Regions from separate parts of the Homo sapiens genome. Here region 1 is linked to region 2. Evidence: read pairs that join two places in POLR2A ChIA-PET (ENCODE). Cell type or tissue: PC-9. All regions are shown on one strand.

Evidence for each region. ChIA-PET counts read pairs that join two places held together with the same protein. Peaks named below come from ENCODE experiments on the same cell type or tissue, not always from the same donor. Only the 100,000 strongest peaks of a DNase experiment are listed, where the experiment ranks them.
Region 1: POLR2A ChIA-PET joins it to region 2 with 12 read pairs; 2 of 35 experiments call an interaction of 5 or more read pairs at or near these places.

What each region holds. Positions count from the first base shown.
Region 1 is chr12:1,021,802-1,024,301 of GRCh38, forward strand. The region is part of intron 1 of ERC1 (ELKS/RAB6-interacting/CAST family member 1); the gene reads left to right. Among named protein-coding and RNA genes, the nearest start is that of ERC1, 32 kb to the left of the region's middle. In PC-9, no CTCF peak of the experiment used is centred here; no DNase peak of the experiment used is centred here.
Region 2 is chr12:512,680-515,179 of GRCh38, forward strand. The region is part of intron 1 of B4GALNT3 (beta-1,4-N-acetyl-galactosaminyltransferase 3); the gene reads left to right. Among named protein-coding and RNA genes, the nearest start is that of B4GALNT3, 54 kb to the left of the region's middle. In PC-9, no CTCF peak of the experiment used is centred here; a DNase peak (open chromatin) is centred at 1,002.

The sequences.
Region 1 (2,500 bases), 510 kb after region 2:
CTTATGGGACTTGGGGATAACAGGGAGACAGTGCAAACATGTTCATGCTTGCTGCGCTGTGAGTAATAAAAGTTCTTTGTGTTTGACCCAGGAGACTCATGTATTCTGTCAGTATCCATGAAATGGTCATAGGCTAATGTATTAACCTGTAAGTAGGGTTAAATAAAATCCTAGTTCCTTCACAGTTCTCAACATTACTTATGTTTACTTTAGTGTGATACACTGTGAAAATAAGCTATACATTTTATTTTCTGTTCTATTTATCTGTTTATTTTAGAGATCCTATCTCTATTCTCCTATAGATAGGATCTTGCTATGTTGTCCAGGCTGGTCTTGAATTCCTGGACTCAAGCAATCCTACTTCCTTGGTCTCCCAAAGTGCTGGGATTACAGGCACAGGCTATTGTGCCTGGCCAAGAAGTACATTTTATATTGTGATCCAGTATGCACATGTGCATGCATATGCACACCTGAAACATTGCAGAAAACAATACTGTTATCTCTTGTTGCATTACAATTACTTCAGAACTTACTGGATTTGAAAAACAAACATCTCAGATTTCATGAAGAGTGTGTTGGGTGATTCTGGCTCAGGGTATGTAGTGATTTTATTTCATTTAAAACAAACAAGAAAACAAGCTTGGTTGCAGCTTATCAAGCTGATTTCACAACCTACTATTGGGTCATAATTCTAAGTTTGAAAAACACTGACTGGGGACTGTTACCGTTTGGCTGTGTCCCCAGCAATCTCATCTTGAATTGTAGTTCCCATAATCCCTACATGTTGTGGAGGGACCTGGTGGTAGCTGAATCGTGGGGTCGGTTACCCCATGCTGTTCTGATAGTGAGTGCTCACGAGATCGATTTTATTTTTTCTTTTTTGAGACAGAGTCTTGCTCTGTCACCCAGGCTTGAGTGCAGTGGCATAATCTTGGGTCACTGAAACCTTTGCCTCCTGGGTTCAAGTGAGCACGTCTGGGTAATATTTGTATTTTTAGTAGAGATAGGGTTTCACCATGTTGGCCAGGCTGGTCTTGAACTCCTGACCTCAAGTGATCCACTGACCTTGGCCTCCCAAAGTGTTGGGATTACAGGCGTTAGCCACCGCGCCCAGCCTAGATCTGATGGTTTTGTAAGGGGCTCTTCCCCCTTTGCTTGGCACTTCTTCCTGCCGCCATGTGAAGAAGGATGTGTTTGCTTCCCCTTCTGCCATGATTGTAAGCTTCTTGAGGCCTCCCCAGCCCTGCAGAACTGTGAGTCAATTAAACCTCTTTCTTTTATAAATTACCCAGTCTTATGGGTAGTTCTACATAGAGCTTGAGAATGGACTAATACAGGACTCTGAGGCTAGAGGCAGGCAGTCAGGTTAGAAAGTTGTTTTAATTCAGGTAGGATAGGATGGCATAAACCAAGGTAATAATTGTGGGAATGGAGGAAGAGGATCAATTTAAGAGGTACCTAGAAATCAAAGCAACAGGAATTGTATTGTTTTGATAATATGTGTGTATATGGAGTATGAAGATTTTGGGAGGACTCTCAGGCTCTGGCTTGAGCAGCTGATGTTATTCATGTGAATAGATGTTGTCCACTACCATGTTCTTTTTTTGATTTTTTTTTTTTCCCCTGCAGCAGCAGGTTTGGTTTTGGAATGGGGAGACCTTGATACGGAGTTCAGTTTGGGGGCATGGTGTATTTGAGGTGCATGTGAGGAGTATAAGTGAAGATGTCCAGAAGTGGGATACATAGTTTTGATTCTCAAAGGAGAAGTAAAAAAGTACTGGAGAAGTAGTGAATTTGGAGTCTTTGTTGTACATATGTTATTTTAAGCTGGTGGAGGCAGGGAGAAAGGATTTCTTAAGGATGATATTGTAGTGTGAGAATAACATAGGGATGAAGATCAGAAACATTTAAGGGAGGAACGAACAAAGAAGGAGGAGGGTTAGAAGAAAAGAGCATATGATATAAAGAAACCAAGAGAGGAGAGTGTCAAAAAATTGGGAGTGCTTAAGAAACAAGATGTATTATAGACAGAAGTTAAAAAGGCATTAGAGAGGAAAAGTGTTCATTAACTAAGGTTTCTCTGGAGAAGCCAGAGGGAATGGGGACTAAAGTACCCTGTGGAAGGATTAGCTGTAGCCCACTTCCATCAGAATAGAGGAAGTTAAGGATGGTTGTTGCTGTCAATGAACATGTGGAGAGAGAAAGTTGAGATAGTTCCTGTTTGATTTCTTTGTTTCTCTCTTATGTAGGAGATGAGATACGTAAATTTGATAGGGCTGCTGTAAGAAAGTACCATCAGCTGGGCACGGTGGCTCACGCCTGTAATCCCAGTACTTTGGGAGGCTGAGGCAGGCGAATCCGTTGGGCCCAGGAGTTCGAGACCAGACTGGGCAACATGGTGAAACCCCACCTCTACCAAAAATACAAAAATTAGCTGGGTGTGCTGATGCTCGCCTGTAGTCTCAGCTACTCGGGTGGCTGAGGTGGGAGAAGTGCTTGA
Region 2 (2,500 bases):
CCTTCGATCTTCCTTCCACCTTCCGCCTTCCACCTTCCACCTTCCACCTTCTTCCACCTTTGACCTTCCACCTTCCACCTTCCGCCTTCCGCCTTCTGCCTTCCTTCCACCTTCCGCCTTCCACCTTCTTCCACCTTCCACCTTCCGCCTTCTGCCTTCCACCTTCCGCCTTCCACCTTCCTTCCACCTTCCACCTTCCACATTCCACCTTCTACCTTCCGCCTTCCGCTTTCCACCTTCTGCCTTCCACCTTCCACCTTCCACCTTCTTCCACCTTCCACCTTCCACTTTCCACCTTCCACCTTCGATCTTCCTTCCACCTTCCACCTTCCGCCTTCCACCTTCCACCTTCCACCTTCTTCCACCTTCCACCTTCCACCTTCTTCCACCTTTGACCTTTCACCTTCCACCTTCCGCCTTCCACCTTCTGCCTTCCTTCCACCTTCCGCCTTCCACCTTCCACCTTCGACCTTCCACCTTCCACCTTCCACCTTCCACCTTCTTCCACCTTCCACCTTCCACCTTCCACCTTCCACTACCGTTCTTGGATTTTGCCAACAAAGAACAAAGAATTGAGGGCAAATCTGTAGAGTAAAGTGAAAGCAAATTTATTAAAAAAGTAAAGGAGTAAAACAATGACTATTCCACAAGCAGAGCAGCCCTGAAGGCTGCTGGTTGCCCATTTTATGCTTATTTCTTGATTAGATGCTAAACGGTGTGGGTTATTCGTGCCTCTCATTTTTAGGCCATATAGGGTTAACTTCCTGATGTCGCTGTGATGTTTGTAAACTGTCATGGTGCTGGCGGGAGCATAGCAGCGAGGACAACCAGAGGTCACTTTTATCACCATCTTGGTTTTGGTGGGTTTTAGCCGGCTTCTTTCCTGCAGTCTGTTTTATCAGCAAGGTCTTTATGACCTGTATCTTATGCCTCCTATCTTATACCTCCTATCTCATTCTGTGATTAAGAATGGCTTAACTTACTGGGAATGCAGTCCAGCAGGTCTTAGCCTTATTTTAGCCAGCCTCTATTCAAGGTGGAGTTGCTCCAGCACCTCTGACAATAGCTCACTACGGCCTCAAACATTTTTGTATAGACGCGGTCTCCCTATGTTGCCCAGGCTGATCCCTAACTCCTGGCCTCAAGCAGTCCTCTGACCTCAGTTTCCCAAAGCATGCGGATTACAGGCGTGAGCCACTGTGCCCAGTCCATTTCTTTTTATTGCTAAGTTATATTCTGTTGTGTGGATAGACCACATTTTGCTTCTCCATTCATAGTTGATGATGGACATTTGCATTGTTTCCGCTTTTTGGCTATTAGGAATAATGCTGCGCTGAGGCTTTCATTTCTGTTGGGTGTATACCTGGGAATAGAACTGCTGGGTCAAATAGTAACTCCATGTTTTGAGGGACTGTCAGATTTTTCCAAATCGGCTACACCATTTTACATTCTCACCAGCCATGTATGAGGGTTCCAATTTCTCTATGTTCTTGCCAACACTTGTTATTGTCCGTTTTTGTTTTTTTTTTTTTTTTTGAGACGGAGTCTCGCTCTGTCCCCCAGGCTGGAGTGCAGTGGCGCGATCTTGGCTCACTGCAAGCTCCACCTCCCGGGTTCACGCCATTCTCCTGCCTCAGCCTCCCAAGTAGCTGGGACTACAGGTGCCCGCCACCACGCCTGGCTAATTTTTTGTATTTTTAGTAGAGGCGGGGTTTCACCGTGTTAGCCAGGATGGTCTCGATCTACTGACCTCGTGATCTGCCCGCCTCGGCCTCCCAAAGTGCTGGGATTACAGGCATGAGCCACCACGCCCAGCCTATTTTTTTTAAATAAAAGACTAATAAATTCTATTAGTATGAGAGCAAGGAGGAAGGCATGGAAGGTTGTTGCACTGTCAACATTAGTTATGGTGGGGAGGCAGAGAAGGAGAAGAGATGCTTTTTTTTCTTATTTATGTCTGATCACTGGTTGTGGTGAATACTTGGGATTTCTAGGAAACAAAAAAGGGTCCATGTATAAGAAGAGTTTAGAATTGAATCAGAATAGTGGTTAAGAACACAAATTCTGGGCTGGGCGTGGTGGCTTACACCTGTAATCCCAGCACTTTGGAAGGCCAAGGCGGGCAGATCACCTGAGGTCAGGAGCTCGAGACCAGCCTGGCCAACATGGTGAAACCTCGTCTCCACTAAAAATACAAAAATTAGCCAGGCTTGGTGGTGGGAGCCTGTAATCCCAGCTACTCGAGAGGCTGAGGCAAGAGAATCGCTTGAACCTGGGAGGTGGAGTCGAGATCGCACCACTGCACTTGAGCCTGGGTGACAGAGCAAGGCTCTGTCTCAAAAAGAAAAGAAAGAAAGAACACAAATTCTGGAACCAAAGACCTTGAGTTCCTGGCTCCACAACTTACTAGCCATGTGGCAAGTTACTTAACCTCTCTGAAGTTCAATTTCCTCATCTGTGAAAGGAAGGCAATAATAGTACCTACCTCAAAGGGGTTTTT